2 separate regions of the Homo sapiens genome follow, and region 1 is linked to region 2. Evidence: chromatin loops called from intact Hi-C (ENCODE). Cell type or tissue: CD4-positive, alpha-beta T cell. All regions are shown on one strand. Each heading gives the region's core, and the rest is flanking DNA. Links, peaks and the distances in the headings are about the cores only. Region 1 holds the start of RPP21 (ribonuclease P subunit p21). Region 2 overlaps HCG17 (HLA complex group 17).

Region 1 (8,329 bases), core at 57-8,056, 86 kb before region 2:
ACCTGATTCCCATGATCTCCCACATGAGAGGAATCACTTAGTGACTGAGCCATGAAATCGAAACTCAGTTTCCCCACTGCTATCCCACTGTAGACATGTTCAGTCACATGCAATCATAACACACTCAAGACAAACTTAGCCAAAGATCAGATTAAGTGTGCAAGAGTCGAGCTCAGTCATCCCAAATTAAACTTACTGGAGGAGCCATGGAAGGTGAGCTGAGGATGCAAAGGACCCAGGTATGCACGAGGTGTTACTTTCAGGCTACACATTTTTGTTGGACTGAAAGTTGACCCAGGTAGGCACTATTTCCAGAAATAAAATGTCAAAGGATGACTCAGAAACATTTACTTACATGTACACTGTTTAGTATTTTCTACGCAAATAATTTACTGACATGTGAAGGAGGCAGTGGAGAGACCAAGTCAGGGACAAAGGCAAAACAAGAATGTGGTAGATGAGTGATCCCCAACCTTTTTGGCACTAGGGACAGGTTAACCAGGGACTGGTTTTGTGAAAGGCAATTTTTCCATGGAGCAGGAAGGGTATGGTTCTGGGATGAAACTATTTCACCCCAGATCATCAGCAATTAGATTATGATAAGGAGCATGCAACCCAGATCCCTTGCATGCGCAGTTCACAGTAGGGTTCATGCTCCTATGTGAATCTAATGCTGCCACTGATTACTCAGGCAGTAATGCTGGCCCATCCCTCCCTTCCACCACTGCTCACCTCCTACTAGGCAGCCTGGTTCCTAACAGGACACAGCCCAGTACCAGTCCACAGGGCCTGGGGGTTGGGGACCCCTGTGGTAGATTGTTACACTGGTGATCCCCAGGGAACTAATGAACCTCCCAGCGTTCAAACTCCAGTGTAGCCCCTTCCACATTGAATCTGGCATTGGCACTGTGCCTTGCTTTGGCCAAGGGAACATTAGCAAGTGTGACCCCAACAGAGGCTCGATAAACACTTTTTTTTTTTGAGACAGTCTCACTCTGTCACACAGGCTGGAATGCAGTGGCGCGATCTTGGCCCACTGCAACTCTGCCTCCTGGGTTCAGGTGATTCTCCTGCCTCAGCCTCCCGAGTAGCTGGAATTACAGGTGCCTGCTACCACGCCCTGCTAATTTTTTTGTATTTTAAGTACAGACAGGGTTCCACCATGTTGTCCGGGCTGGTCTCAAACTCCTGAACTCAAGTGATCCACCTGCCTCGGCCTCACAAAGTGCTGGGATCACAGGTGTGAGCCACAGCATCCAGCCAAACACTTACATATTGGGATGCTTTTGTAGAAGCCAGAGGGGATGTAAGAAATACAACTACCCTGAGTCAGCCATGCTGTGGGAACATCAAAGCTAGCGAGGGAGCAAGGCTACTTGGAGAAGCAATGAGGTGCTAAACACGTGAGTGAAATTTCTTGGGTCTTCCAGACCACCTACGAGATAGCAGCTAAATGCAGCTATTTAAGCTGATTTCATATGTAACAGGAGAACCACCCAGCCAAAGTCTTTCAGAATTCCTAGTTCACAGAACCAGAGGAAATAATAAATCATTATGTTTTAAGCTCCAACATGATGAAGTGATTTTTTTATACAGCTATCGATAAGCAAACACAGGGTTTATAAGAGAAATAAAAGAAAACTGCATTCTGGAAGTAGTAAATTTTGTTTGTATGCTTTTGGTATAACCTTATTAGCTGGCATTTAGCAAAAAGGTCAGTCTAAGAATTCTGTACTTCAGTAGGCTTTCTAGGGATATCGAAGAAAACATTTTAGTTGTTTATTCTTAAGAAAACTCTGAGAGTTTACCTATGGGACATAATTGCAAAATGTCTGTCGGTGTCCTTTGTTAGCATCTTTGACTTTGTTAGTTCAGGTTTGCGCCATTTCCTTTATCAGAATTTTATTAAAGACAACTTTGAGACTGGGAAAAGACCTGAGTCTTTTCTGACTATGAGTGGGCCTAGAGGATACAAACACTCTCCGCTGCCCCATATTTCTCCCCTTGTTTAAAAACAGCAGCAGTGGCATCATTCTCTCCAGCTCTTCAGTCAGCAATTATGGCTGCCCAAACATGGAATGCCCTAAGGTGGCTCAGGACATTGATAGGGAACTGGGGCCATGGCCTTGGAAATGCAAGCTGCTGAGTGAGGCCAAGTGGTCTATGGAAATCACGATCTCCCTGCATGGTGGGATTACAAAGGTGACCAAGAAACACAGACAGAAACAGAAGAAAATGGAATTAAGAGTTGAAATACCCACAGAACAGAATCATGGAATGTAAAACAAGTAAACTTTATTTGGGAGATGGGGTGAATCCATCACTGGTTACTGGAACCCTGAGTCTGCATTTTCTCCTCAGGAAGGCGGTCTGAAATGGAGTGGGCTGTGTTTGGCAAGGGTTGTAGTGGTTTGGAATCTGAGTAAATGAGCAGAATCAGAGAAACAGAATTAGTTTTCTGACTGTGGTACTTCTCACACCAACCCAGAACCTGTCCATGTGTCCTCTTCACTCTACGTTCTCCATTGTCCCTATCCTCTGGGGTGTCCTCCATTTTCTCCCTCACCTCTCACCTGCTTGGCTCCCGAGCTGGGCCTCAGGCCTGTCTCCCCAGAGTAAATGCCCGGGATCATTGAGGAAGCGTTGGCTGCGCTGGCATGTTAGGCAGGTCTGTACGGTCCAGCGCTGTCCCCTGCAGCCTAGGGTGAACATGGGAAAAAGACTGTCCACGTTTAGAAGTAACGGTCTCTTGCTGCCAGTTTTGCCTCCAGTGTTTTTCAGTAGGTATCCCCGCTCCCCCACCACACCCCCAATTTGAATGCACATTTGATGGTGTCAGGCCTCGGCATAAGCTCCATCGATTTCCTGGAACTCTTTAAGATAAAGTTCAAACTCCCTAACAAGACTTCAAGAACTGGCCTGTTTCCCCCTCCAGTCTCATGTTTTGCCCTCCTACCTCAAACTCCAGCCTCCTGAACTCTCATTTCTTTGACAGCACCACAAGCTCTCTTGTCTCAGAGTCTGCACACATGCCTAGAATTTCCATCTCTCACTCCCTTTGCTTATCATAAACTTCGCCACCACTGGCATGAGTAAGTGAGCATTCTACTCCCCCAGTTAATCTTTTTCTACACCATTTTGTTTCTTAGTCTGTCCCATCAGACCGTAATTTCAATGAGAATAATGAATCTAGCACAGTACCTGACACATTTTAGAAAATAAGTATTTGCTTAATAAATGAATGGTGATGGGAATCGTCCTCCACAAAGCCGAACAACATCTATTATTGTGCATGGGTGGGGTTGCCTCTTAAAAGTTATTATTTATTGCCCACACTGGAAGAAAAAAAAAAAAAACAGCCGAGCCCAAACCCTAGTTTGTGCAAGTGGCGTTAGGAACTTAATCCAAACCCGAAGAAGGAAGACTCCTGCGAATCCCACACCCAACATCCATCTACAGTGAGAAAGGCGCTGTTGGCCTCCAGTGCCCGCCCCCCACCCCGCCCCCCTCCGCGCCCCCAATGCTCCGCAGTCTTCCACCTCCGTTGGAGCACTCACGTCTCTGGCGCTGGGTGCAGGTGAGGCCCGGGACGAGGAGGGAAGAGCAGCCTCGACAGAGAGTCCTCTTCACCGAGGGATCCCTGGGGGCGGAGGAGGATAGTGGTCTGGCGCCCGCGCTCCCTCTCGCGTTCCTCCCGCGTCCCGCCCGCCGCCCGCCCCGTGGCTGTCTCACCGCCGCAAGACGAGCCGCTTCGCAATGGTCCTCTCAGTGTAGCAGTAAAACCTCGCCAGCGCCTGGTTCTCGGGGTCCTGGGCAAGGACACAATGGGCGGCCTGCGGGAGGGGAGCAGTCACTCTGGGACGCCGAGCACCGTCCCCGTGGGGCCCTTGTCGCAGACTCACCTGGTACAGGAAGTTGAGCCTCTGGAAGGCCTCGCGGTCCTTCACCGGCCCCGCCATCACCGCCGCGCTCCAGGGCCTCCCGCAGCCCCACCCCTCGCACAGCCCCGCCCGGGCGTCCGCGCGAGGCCTCCTGGGAAACGTAGTCCCCGCGCCCTCGGGAGCCTCCCGGAGGCCTCACAAACTCATCGGTTTCTAAACACAACCCCAGCAATCCATGCCCAGGGTCCCTTTATGAATTTTCAGTGCTTTTGTCTTCCTCAAGCTCATGACCAATTATATCACCTAGAGACCTAGTGGAGCAGGTGAGGATCTTAAATCGGCCATTTTCAGGACAGAAGGCTGGTCTCTTTATGTAGCTACGTTGGGGAGATGGTTATGTGCAATTTATACCCAGCTAGAGCTTCTGCCCTACTCTCCTGAGGTCCGAGGCAGATGCCTGTAAGATCTACAGACGGAAGGCACAGAGGTAATACATTAAAAAAAAGCACTGGTGCCAGTGGGGGTGAAAGTGGGAAGGATCATGAGGGTGCTGGAGGGAGGGAAAAGGACTCCCGGTCCTCAGAAAGCACAGTTTACTCCTACTATTCCACCTACCAAAGAAACACACTTCCTGTTATGCAGTGCTGGACACACAGTAGGTGATCCTCACTTTCTGAGTGAATGGTTTCTAACTCCTAGGCTTAGGTACAGCACAGAAATCTGTCAACAGCATCCCCTGCCCCTGAAACTTCACCCCACTCCCCACACTGACATTCACCTCACACCCCTCCCTCTGACCTCTTCTATCTTCCAGTTCTTCTGTCTGGTGTCCTGTGACTCATAGTGACTATCAGTTACTGAAGTCAGAAGCAGAGGGACATGAATTGGAGGGGTAGAAGATCAATGAACCCTGAGATGGGGAGGGCAGCATAAGTCAGGAGAGGATGACTTCTCTCCAATTTCAGACCCAGTGCCAGGCGGGGACAGACAAGCAGGGCTCCAGCTGGGAGGAAGGACATGGCTGAAACCTCCTCTGGAACTAGTTTCACAAGGGTTTTCGGACTCAAATGAGAGTGGTGTGTTTAAAATGTAGATGTAGGCTGGGCACGGTGGCTCACACCTGTAATCCTAGCACTTTGAGTGGCTGAGGCAGGTAGATTACTTGAGTTCAGGAGTTCGAGACCAGCCTGTCCAACATGGCAAAACCCTGTCTCCACTAAAATTAGCCGGGTGTGGTGGTGCATGGCTATAGTCCATAGTAATCCCAGCTACTCTGGAGGCTGAGGCAGGAGAATTGCTTGAACCTGGGAGGCGGAGGTTGCAGTGAGCTGAGATCACCACTGTACTCCAGCCTGGGCGACAGAACGAGACTCTGTCTCATAAATAAAATGTAGATGTCCGGCCCACCCCAGACCTTGACTAACCACTAAGGGTGAGACCCAGGAACATGCATGTCTAACACCCAGTGATTCTTACACATCAGTACAAGGCTGTCACCAAATTACCACACAACACAGAGATCACTTCAGTGGATCCTTTGTTCCATATTATTTTAACCAACCAAAGTATCTTGCCACAAAGAACCACAGTCAAGGCACAAAGGTAAGAGGAGGAGAGTCTGGACAAAGTCCTGTTGAGGTGGTAGGAGGAACTGAAATGCCCTCAGTAAACTGCAGATTCTTCTCTCAGTCATTTCTGTGAAGATTACCCGAATAGCAGATAATCCAAATTGGTTTAGTTTGGTTTGGCATGCATCACTTTTACCTTTTATGACAACATATGTACCCTATAAGTTGTTTATTTTGGCCTAACATGAAAATCATTTACATTCTCTGAAAAGGGAAATGGCAAAGGGTGAGGGATGGCAACAAACAAGCAAAAGCCTGGCTTAACACCAGTTCCAGGCCAGATGCACACAAGCCAAATGAAGTTGCCTATCTGGCCCTTCCCTATATACCACCCTCTTCCACCCTGTCCTTAGGGTGAGAAAGACTCCATAACCTTTTTTCCTTTCTGGCTTGGACACCTTGGCCAGGTAAGAAGGCTGACAATTTGGGAGTAGCTACTAAGTAACATTCTTTAAGGCCAGGGCTTTGTATACAAATACCCTTCTCTTTCCTCTAATACCTGACTCTCCTTTCCAAGTTCCCTTGGGAACACTGTGAAAGGATAGATGTGTCTTGCAGGATCTCTTCCACTTTGCCTCTGGAGAGGAGCAAGGTGACTGACTTATTGGTATAGAGGCAGGCAATAAGCCAACTCTGCTGAAGGCTGAGGCAGGGACCTGGGTTCTCCTCTGCTTTCTTTTCAGCCTCTCCTTCTCCCCACATTCCTACCTCTGGCCAATCTTACCCATAATCGCAACCTTACCCTTGGAATAGAAGACCAAAGAAACCTCCCTCCTCTTCATTAATCTCTAGGAATCTGTTCCTTTAGCCCACTTCCCTGACCCTTCTAGCCTTGTTGATGTCCAATCTCTGCCCTCAGAAAAACTCCTCAATATCTAGACCCATGAGAGCATCTGTCATTCATCTCTCATGAATTCAGAGGTACACAGACCCCTGTGATCTACCTCAAGAAGCAAGACTATCCTGGGTCAAAGAACCCCCTAAAAAGATGTGCAGGGGTTTCTGTTTCCTCCTCTGGTTTGAGCAAGTCAGACCCTCACAGATTTTTTGTTTCTGGAAAAGCCTCTCCTTCCTTCCTGACCCGTCCTTGTGCAACAGAAAACCTGATGGACTTCAGGGTAGACAATCCTCTGGGAACCAGCTCCCCACCCTGACAGTTAGGAGGAAGTCACAGCTGTGCTCTCTCATCCAGCCCAGTCCTACCTCCCCCTCCACACAAAACCATCCTAGAAACCAAGGTGTTTCTCCAAGATGATTCAGGACTGGACCCAGGTGGACACGAAGACGTTCCAGCAGGACACGGGAAGGAGGCCCGTAGCACTTGACCCTGCCTCACCCCAGTCATTCCCACATCCCAACCTGTCACTCCCAATCTGTTGGGGGCCTGATGGTAAGTGGTGCAGCATTCTTCCGTCCAGCCCGGATGCCTGGGTAGAAGAGGGGCCAAAGTTTCTCAGTAAAAGTATCAGTGAAGGTGTAGATATGAGAGCGGTCTGTGACATTGTAGAAAGACAGTGTGCCGGCCTCATAGTCTAGGAATATGCCTACCCGCTTGGGTTTCACCTTGATGTGCAAAGGGGTAAAAGGTGTGGTGGTGGCTGCATATTTGTCCCCATTCCATAGCCGCACCCGCCAGTAGCCAGTCTCAGGGAGTGGAGTCAACTCGCCCTTTCGGCTCACGGAGTCCCGGCATACACCCACTGCCCAGTGGGTCTTGTCGCCCACCTCCACCTCCCAGTAGTGTCGACCTGAGGTGAAACCCTCAGTAGCCAGGACGCAAGGGTAGAAGGTGAAACGCCTTGGTGTGTCAGGGAGATCCCGGAGTCTTGTCTCCACGAACTTGACGCTCTTACGATCCTCTGACAGGACTAGGTTAGGATGAGCTGTCTCAGGGTCCAGGGTCACATCCGCTGGCGGGAGAAGCCAGAGTGGGGAGCTAGATGAGGATGGGAATAGCTAAATGCCCCTGCCTCACTCTTCCAGCCTGCCTTTACAGAGCCTGGTCCCTTAAAGGTCCCCAGAACAACCTGGTTTGGTTAACTTTCTCAATCCATGGTGTCACCTAAGGAAGGGGAGAAAGCAATGGCTCACTTCTCACCCTGACCCTAAAGTAAACAGATAATAATCTCTTGAGTCTGCAGTGGCTGGTAATCTAGGTTCCCGCCTGGTCCTCTCTTCATCTCCCTCTGACATTATCATTTATCTCACTATGTAGAGAAGTACAAGGTGTAGTCTGAGGGGCAGAAAAAAACGGAAAGTGTTAAGAAGGATGCCGAGCAAGACAGCATATGGTCTAGGGATAGGGTGACCATGTGTGTTTTCCAGGAACTGGCCTGGTTTATGACTATTTTCCCTGCATATTCACATTAATATAATGACACTCCCTTTCAGTTTCTTTCTTTTTTTTTTTTTTTGAGATGGAATCTCACTCTGTCCCTCAGGCTGGAGTGCAGTGGTGTGATCTCAGCTCACTGCAACCTCCGCTTCCCAGGTTCAAGCAGTTCTCCTGCCTCAGCCTCCAGAGGAGCTGGGATTACAGGCGCCCAACACCACATCTGGCTAATTTTTATATTTTTAGTAGAGATGGGGTTTCACCGTGTTGGCCAGGCTGATGTCGAACTCCTGACCTCAAGTGATCCACCAGCCTTGGCCTCCCAAAGTGCTAGGATTACAGATGTGAGCCACCGCACCCGGCCTTTGAAGGTTATGCAAGTTTACATGGTAAATTATATAACCACTCTACCCGATGACTTTGGCAAATTATTTAACCTTTCTGGGTCTCTATTTAGAAAAGAATGGACCTAAGAGTAGATAACGCTT
Region 2 (8,329 bases), core at 157-8,156:
GCAGGGGCTGCCTTCCACCTTGTGGGGTTAATGACAGGAAAAATGACTCCTGCTGCTGTCAGAGATGAGGGACACCCAGGGGAGAAAGAGATCAGAACGCAGACACCAGAACAGGAACAGGCATAGTCCTCTACAGAAACAAAGAAACCAAAAATAATGATACAAAATATTAGGGCCAGACCATAGACTGACCCAGCCCATGAAGCCCTTGCTGTCCACGGTCCTAGAGACAGGACAAGGCCCAGGCAATGTTTGTGTGCCTGTGATCACAGGTCCTGGTGAAACAAGGTTCTACTGAAGGGACACAAACAATGGAGCAGTGAAGATGACCAACCCAATGAATGACCACGTCAAATTCCATGATGAACTGAGCATAGGCTGTCCACACTCAGCTCCTCACAGCCCTCTCTCTCCTGTCTCCACCTACAACAGGCCCAGCACAGCAAAAATGGATTCTGGAAGGCTCTCAGGTTTTACTTCCTCTCTCAAGTTTTAAGAGTCTTGCTCTCCTTTCATTGAACAATCAACCCAACCTCATGGCAAGAATTTGAAAAATTCATATCCAGGTTCTTATTTTGAATAGTGGAGTAAGTGGCAGCTCAGTGAAACTTAAAAGTTAAGACATGAATAGAAATGTCCCAGCCTCACCTCTGTTGAAAAAAAACTTGACCGGGGAAGAGAGGACAGGTTAGTGTGGGGTGGTGGTCCTGGTGGCAGTGGTGGACCAGTAGCCCATTTCCTCACATTATGCTAACTGGAACACAGACACATAGATATATTCACGTGTCAAGTGCAGATATAGAAGTCAGGAGCTCTTGAAATTACAATGGTGTGTGTCAGAGGAAGGACCTGAAGAAATTTTGTATCTCTCAGTCCCACTCAAGGCAGTTGTCTCAAGCTACAGGAGAAAATAATCATAAACAAATCCAGGGCAGTCACTGTACCTGGTGACACTCTGAACAGCCTACCACATGGTCAAGATGTCTAAATCCAGAGAACCCCTCAACAGAATCATGTCCCCTCTGCCTCACCCCCACCCACTTCAGGCCCCCCCATGTCTCACCTTTACAAGTATCATGAGATGCATCAGAGTACTGAGCACAATTGCTGCCTGGGGTAGAACAAAAATAGGAACTGGTCAGAGCCCACAGGAGATGTGGCTAAAGGAGGAATCTTGTCTACACTGTCCCAACGATCTCAGGGAGCAGCCCTCTAATCCCCCATACTAACAGGCAGCCCGAGCATAGCTCCTCCTTGTTCTATCTGTGAGAAAAAAACAACCTGTGAGAGGTCAGGGAGGACATGGGGCATGAAGTCCTTAAGGAAACAGCAAATCCTGGACCCCAGGAAAATTTCCAGAACTGTGACTGCAGACCCAGGGCAGGATCAGGAAACATGAGGAAAGCAGGTGTGGTGACTGGACCAACTGCCCTCCTGAGGTCTGTCCTCAGTAGGGATCTTCCCTTGTGACCTGTGACTGCTGGGAGGTCCCCATCACCACAATCATCAAGGTGATAAATTTGTCCTTCGTTTTCACATGTGCTTCACAAAAGAGCAAGTGTTGGCACACAGGGCCCCAGGCTAGGTCGGCCTGTGTGTCGACGGTGCTTCCCAGTGATGAAGCAAGTCACAATTCTACCTGTGGCTTGAAACCCACAGTGGAACAAGAAAACCCAGACCCCACCTCTCACCCCTTCCCTACCTGAGCTTTTCTTCCTCCACATCGCAGCAGCAACCACAGCTCCAGTGACCACAGCTCCAAGGAGAAACAGGCCAGCAACGATGCCCACGATGGGGATGGTGGGCTGAGAAGACGGCTCTGGGAAAGGAGAGGGAGGTGAGGGGTTCTGACCCCCAGGCCTCAGCCCTGCCCTGCTGAAGGTCTCCTGCTTTCCCTGAGAGGAGACAACTTACACCCCTCCTTACCCCATCTCAGGGTGAGGGGCTCTGGCAGCCCCTCATGCTGCACATGGCACATGTATCTCTGCTCCTCTCCGGAAGGCACCACTACAGCCACCCACTTCTGGAAGGTTCCGTCCCCTGCAGGCCTGGTCTCCACAAGCTCCGTGTCCTGGGTCTGGTCCTCCCCATCCTGCTGCCAGGTCAGTGTGATCTCCGCAGGGTAGAGGCCCAGGGCCCAGCACCTCAGGGTGGCCTCATGGTCAGAGATGGGGTGCTGGGTCACATGTGCCTTTGGGGGATCTGAGGGGAAGAGTCAGAAAATTCAGGCACTTTGCATTCCTCATAGGACACTCCAGCAGCATACATGTGACCATCCTGAGAATGGACAGGACACCTGGGATGGGGAAGGGAGCACAGAACCCAGACACCAGCCTGGACACAGGAATCTGGGATAATCTCCTATTCCTTGGAAAGTTCGAGTCTCTGATGGGGGAGCAGGGACTTCTGGTCCTGACCTGAGTGGAGGCCAAGGCACTCAGAAGAGCTGGAATCGGAGCCACGGACACACTGAGTGTGAGGGAGAGAACAAGGCCTGAGAGGAAAATTCCTGGTGCCCCAGGCTGCTGCAGGGGTCAAAGGGGACCACGGATCAGTATTCCAGGGACTGTCTTCTCCTCCATTTCCTCAGGGACTTCATCCCTTAATTGTCCCAGAGAGCAGGGTGGGCTCTCAGAGTTACTCTCTGGTACAGGATCTGGAAACCCAGGATTCTTCCCATTCAGGACCAGTGGGAGGGCGATATTCTAGCATTGGTCCCATTTTCCTACTCTCCTGGTGGGAGGCCAGCCCGGGAAATCTACAGGAAATGAGGGAGGCGCCCCCGTGGCCCCTGGTACCCGCGTGCTGCAGCGTCTCCTTCCCGTTCTCCAGGTGTCTGCGGAGCCACTCCATGCACTTGCCCTCAGGTAGGCCCTGACCTGCTCTGAGTATTTGTCCGCTTCCCACTTGTGCTGGGAGATCTGAGCCGCTGTGTTCGCGGCGGTCCAGGAGTGCAGGTCCTCGTTCAGGGCGATGTAATCCTTGCCATCGTAGGCGAACTGTTCATACCTGCGGAGGAGGCGCCTGTCGGGCCCACGTCGCAGCCATGCTTCCTCTGGATGGTGTGAGAACCATGGCCTCGCCCCCGCCGTCAGCCCCGAACACCGAGCCCCGCTCCCGCCCCGACCAACCCGCGGGGATTTTGGCCTAAACTGAAATTAAACCGGGTAAAGGCGCCCGAGTTTCTTCCCTGGTCGAGGGTCTGGGCAGGTCCCGCAGCCTCGGGGTGGATCTCAGACCGGAGACTCAGACCCGGGACCTGGGCTGTCCGTGGGGGATGGGGAGGGATCGTGACCTGCGCCCCGGGCCAGGGTCACTCACCGGCCTCGCTCTGGTTGTAATAGCGGAGCAGGGTCCGCAGGTTCACTCGGTAAATCTGCGCGTGGCCCTTGGCGTTCCGTGTCTCCTGGTCCCAATACTCCAGCCCCTCCTGCTCCACCCACGGCGCCCGCCGCTCCATCCTCGGACTCACGGAGTCGCTGTCGAACCGCACGAACTCTGTGTCGTCCACGTAGCCCACGGCGATGAACCGGGGCTCCCCGCGGCCGGGCTGGGACACTGCGGTGCTGAAATACCTCAAGGAGTGGGAGCCTGGAGGCGAGGAGAGGCTGAGACCCGCCCGACCCTCCTCCCGGCGCGGCTCCCCGGGCCGGGCGGGCCACTCGCTTCTCCCCGCAGAGGCCCTTTCCCTCCCGACCCCGCACTCACCGGCCCAGGTCTCGGTCAGGGCCAGGGCCCCCAAGAGCAGCAGGAGGAGGGTTCGGGGAGCCATGACCCCCATCCTTGGCGTTTGGGGAGAATCTGAGTGCGGGTGGTTGCGCCGGGACTGTAGTGCCGGGATCGTAGTGCCGGGATCGCGGCGAAGCTGATTGGCTTCTCTAAAAACCCGGCACCCAATGGGAGTGAGAAGTGGGATTATGTCACAAGTATCCAGGAAGAAGGTTGGGAGAACCAAAACTCAGGGGAGTGGGCAATCCCCAACCCTGTGACTCCCCAGTGCAGTCATCGCTCTTGGGGCCTGAGACCCAGAGAGCCACGCCTGGGGCCTGGGACTTTGTCCTGACCTCTCTTTTCCTACGCCAGCCTCTTTGTCACACTGACTGCCTGAGTCCTGGTCAAGGATCTGTCTGTGGAAACTAGGGAGAGAACCCCCAGGCTGGGCCCAGCCCCTTCCCATTCACGCTCATCCTGGAATCCTCGTCCCTGAACTGGACTTCCGACTCCTTACCTCTCCCCTTGGACTATCCTAGAAGAAAACTCACCCCAGGGAACTTTGATGCCAGAGAGTGAGCTCGCCTTGGGAATGGCGGTGTAGAGAAAGGGGTTTTCTCTTTAAACCTGGTGAAGTTGTGGCTGAAGGCACAAGATAGAGATTCTCATAGTGACCAGGTTTTTTTGTTTGTTTGTTTATTAATACAGTGGTTAGCACAATCTAACCCCTGAATGATCAGGATTCTAATCTGTAAAAGACCTGATTTTGCCTGCTTCATATATAAGTGTATCCAAACAGCATTGCAATTCGAGTCACAAAGCTTCTAAGTTTACTTTCCCAGACTGTGGATCCATGACTCTGGGTTGTTGCATTTAAAATTATCTTCATTCCATAGCCCGAGTTTCCCTGTGTGAGTCCAGGACATCTCAATACAAAGAAGCAGGATTTGTTACTGTATATTGTAACAAGGAGCCTCAAAATTGCACTGAAGTCAAAATGCCTATCATCAATGCTTAAGCACTGCTTGTTTTTATGAATTATGCACATCTAAGCAGTGTGCACATTTTATTTGCATACTTGGTATTTTTTTACTCTTATGTTTTTAATCATGAGGAGGCCATTAGTTTTTGGCAGTCCCACAAAATGTATTAAATACCGAATGCATGTCAAGAACCCCCTGCTAGGCTCCTCCACTGCTTTAGAGTCCTTTCCCTTGCTCCTTTTCCTCACTTCCTGTCTCTCCAGCCCTTCTCTCTGCCCCTCTCATCCCTCACACCCTCCCCTCCCCTTAGTCCCTGCCACCCTCTCACCCCTGAATTGTGGCACTAACACTGTCCCTCACTTCCTGCCCATGTCTGTTCTCCCCACAGTGCTCAGCAGTTCTGCTAATGTGACTCAGGTCGTGTCATTTCTTCACTTACAATGGTTGGGTTTTGGTCTACCATTTTGCTGTATGTTTTCAATTTGTCTCGTATCTTTTTGTTTCTATTCCTCCTTTCCTACTTTCTTATGTGTTAAGTAAACATTTTTTAGTTTATGGTTTTAATTCTAGTGGCTTTTAGGTATATTTCTTTACACTAATTTTTTATTGTTGTAAGAATTGAAACCCGATTCCTTGACTTTTCATGGTGAAGTTCAGGTAATATTAAGCTGCATCCAGCAAAATAAAGGACACTTGTAAGAGTGTAGTTTCATGTAACCTACCATTGTGCTATTCTTGTTGTATATATTACATCAATATACTTTATAAACTCAATAATACAGTAATACTTTTTGTTTTAAGCATTCATATTGTCATTAAGAAAATGAGTGTGTATGTGATCTGTGTATGTGCATAATTTCTGTTGTTAATTATCCCTTTCTATATATCTAGGTCACCATCTAGTATCATTTCCCTTCAGCCTGAAGAACTTCCTTCAAAATTATACGTAGTACAAGATCCCTAGGAAATGAATTTTCTGATTTGGATTATGTAAAAGTGTCTTCATTTTTGCCTTCTTCCCCCACCTTTTTTTTTCCTAATTGGGGCGTTTGTGTATAATAAAACTCACCAGTTTTAGCTACAATGTTTTATGAATATTGGTAATTATTTATAGTCATGTAACTACCACATTGCCCAGATAGAGGACAGTTTCTTTTCCCTAAAAACTTTCCTTATGCCCCTTTTCTATTTAATCCTTGCCTCCCACCCTCACCCCCTTCTCTTCACTCAACCACTGCTGTGCTTTCTGTTACTGTAATAATGAAATTTCTAGAATTTCATGGACATGCAATCATATGTTATGTAGTCCTTTGGTCTCTCACTTGTCATAACAATATTTGAGATTTTTCCATGTAGTTAAGAGTAATAATATTTCATTCATTTTTGTCACTGAGTAGCTGCTGAGTATTGTTGGAATTCCAGTTTATTCGTTGGTTTCTCTATTCTCCAGCTGATAAACGTGGGTTATTTCCGGTTAGGGTCTGTAATTAATGAAACCACTATAAATAACTGACTACAAGTCTTTGCATGGCCTTAAATTTTCATTTCCTTTGGATAAATAAATATTTGTGGAATTGTTGGGTGATATGGTAAATGGATGGGTAGCTGTTTAAGAAATTGCCATATTATTTTACAAACTGACTGCAACTTTTTTTTGCGTTCCTACCAACAATATAAGAGATTTTTATTTTTTCCATATTCATACCAGTATTTAGAATTATCATATGTCTTTTGAACTTTACTTATTCTAGGTGATGTGTGATGGTTTCTCATTGTGGTTTTAACTTGCACTTCTTTGATGACTAGTATTGTTGCTATCTTGTCATGTTTGTCTAAGAGACTTATTACATATCTTTTGTGAACAATTTTGCAAATTTAATTATTACTTCCAGAGACTTTTTCAGAATTCCTTATTGTTTTCTACATATGTAATTAAGCTGAGAAAGAAAGATTTTATTTCTTCCTTTCCTATCATTGTTTTTTTTCTTTTAAAAATTATTTATATTTAGTAAAGACAGGGGTCTAACTATGTTGCTCAAGCTAGTCTCAAACTCTTGAACTAAAGTGATCCTCCCACCTTGGCCTCCCAAAGTGCTGAGATTACAGGCATGAGGCACCACACTTGGCCCTTTTATTGGTCTTTTATTTCATTTTCTTGCCATATTGCACTAGTTAGGATGCTCGTAAGGTGTTTTAAACAAAAATGAGGAGAGCCACATCTTTGCTTTGTTGCTAATCTTAGGAAGTAAGCATCTGGCCTTTCATAATTGAATATGAGGGTAGCTGTAAACTTTTCGTGGGTGTCCTTAACCACATTGAAGATATTCCTTTCGATTTTGTTTGCTGAGCTATTTTGTCATGAAATGGTCTTGATTTTGCAAGTGCTTTTTCTGCATTGACTATAATAATTGTGCAACATTTGTTCTTTGTTCTATTAATTGGGTGAATTGTATTGTTTAATTTTCAGATGTTAAACCAACCTTACTTTCCCTTTAAAAAAACCAATATGGCATGGCATATTATTCATTTTATGTATATCTTAATTGGATAACGTTTTGTATTGAATTGTGAGTCTGTGTTCAAGAGGAATATTTGTTCTTGATTCTTTTTCTTGTGATGTTCTTGTCTGGGATTTTTATTTGGGTAATGCTGGTGATATGGTTTGGCTCTATGTCCCCACCCAAATATTATCTTGAATTGTACTCCCATAATTCCCATGTGTTGTGGGAGGGACCCAGGGGACCCAGTGGGAGATAATTTGAATCATGGGGTTGGTTTCCCCCATACTGTTCTCGTGGTAGTGAATAAGTCTCATGAGATCTGATGGTTTTATCAGGGGTTTCTGCTTTTGCATCTTCCTCATTTTCTCTTGTTACCGCCATGTAAGAAGTGCCTTTCACCTCCCGCCATGATTCTGAGGCCTCCCCAACCATGTGGAATTCTAAGTCCAGTTAAACCTCTTTTTCATCTCAGTCTTGGGTATTTCTTTATGAGCAGCATGAAAACGCACTAATACAGTAAATTAGTACCAGTAGAGTGGGTGCTACTGAAAAGACACCCGAAAATGTGGAATTGACTTTGGAACTGGGTATTAGGCAGAGGTTGGAACAGTTTGGAGGGCTCAGAACAAGACAGAAAAATGTGGGAAAGTTTGGAACCTCCTAAAGACTTGTTGAATGCCTTTGACAAAAATGCTGATGGTGATATGAACAATAAGGTCCAGGCTGAGGTGGTCTCAGATGGAGATGAGGAACTTGTTGGGAACTGGAGCAAAGGTGACTCTTGTTACGTTTTAGCAAAGAGACTGGTGGCATTTTGCCCCTGCCCTAGAGATCTGTGGCACTCTGAACTTGAGAGAGATGATTTAGGGTATCTGGCAGATAAAATTTCTAAGCAGCAAAGCATTTAAAATGTGACTTGGGTGCTGTTAAAAGCATTCCATTTTAAAAGGGAAACAGAGGATAAAAGTTCAGAAAATTTACAGCCTGACGATGCAATAGAAAGAAAAACCAATTTTTTTGAGGAGAAACTCAAGCTGGCTGCAGAAATTTGCGTAAGTAACAAAGAGCCAAATGTTGATCCCCCAAGACAATGGGGAAAATGTCTCCAGGGCATGCCATAGGTCTTCATGGCAG

Evidence for each region. Hi-C counts contacts between places; a loop is a spot of excess contacts. Peaks named below come from ENCODE experiments on the same cell type or tissue, not always from the same donor. Only the 100,000 strongest peaks of a DNase experiment are listed, where the experiment ranks them.
Region 1: a loop joins it to region 2, with 2.0 times the contacts of the local background. A loop is called at or near these places in 3 of 110 quality-filtered maps.

Annotation. Positions count from the first base shown.
Region 1 is chr6:30,340,802-30,349,130 of GRCh38, reverse strand. TRIM39 (tripartite motif containing 39) reads right to left here. Exons shown (of 8, transcript NM_001369521.2): 8 at 5,402-7,419. The coding sequence ends at 6,872. TRIM39-RPP21 (TRIM39-RPP21 readthrough) reads right to left here. Exons shown (of 10, transcript NM_001199119.1): 6 at 7,235-7,419; 7 at 3,733-3,833; 8 at 3,558-3,640; 9 at 2,574-2,699; 10 at 2,273-2,418. The coding sequence ends at 2,321. RPP21 (ribonuclease P subunit p21) reads right to left here and starts at 3,975. Exons shown (of 5, transcript NM_024839.4): 1 at 3,903-3,975; 2 at 3,733-3,833; 3 at 3,558-3,640; 4 at 2,574-2,699; 5 at 2,274-2,418. The coding sequence starts at 3,959. The coding sequence ends at 2,321. RefSeq lists an enhancer at 7,625-8,329. In CD4-positive, alpha-beta T cell, for the core only: no CTCF peak of the experiment used is centred there; a DNase peak (open chromatin) is centred at 3,960; H3K4me3 peaks cover 1,290 bases; H3K27ac peaks cover 446 bases.
Region 2 is chr6:30,255,077-30,263,405 of GRCh38, reverse strand. The region is part of intron 1 of HCG17 (HLA complex group 17); the gene reads left to right. It also overlaps the pseudogene HLA-L. Among named protein-coding and RNA genes, the nearest start is that of TRIM26, 46 kb to the right of the region's middle. In CD4-positive, alpha-beta T cell, for the core only: a CTCF peak has its summit at 3,422; DNase peaks (open chromatin) are centred at 3,065, 3,495 and 3,935; H3K4me3 peaks cover 2,285 bases; H3K27ac peaks cover 964 bases.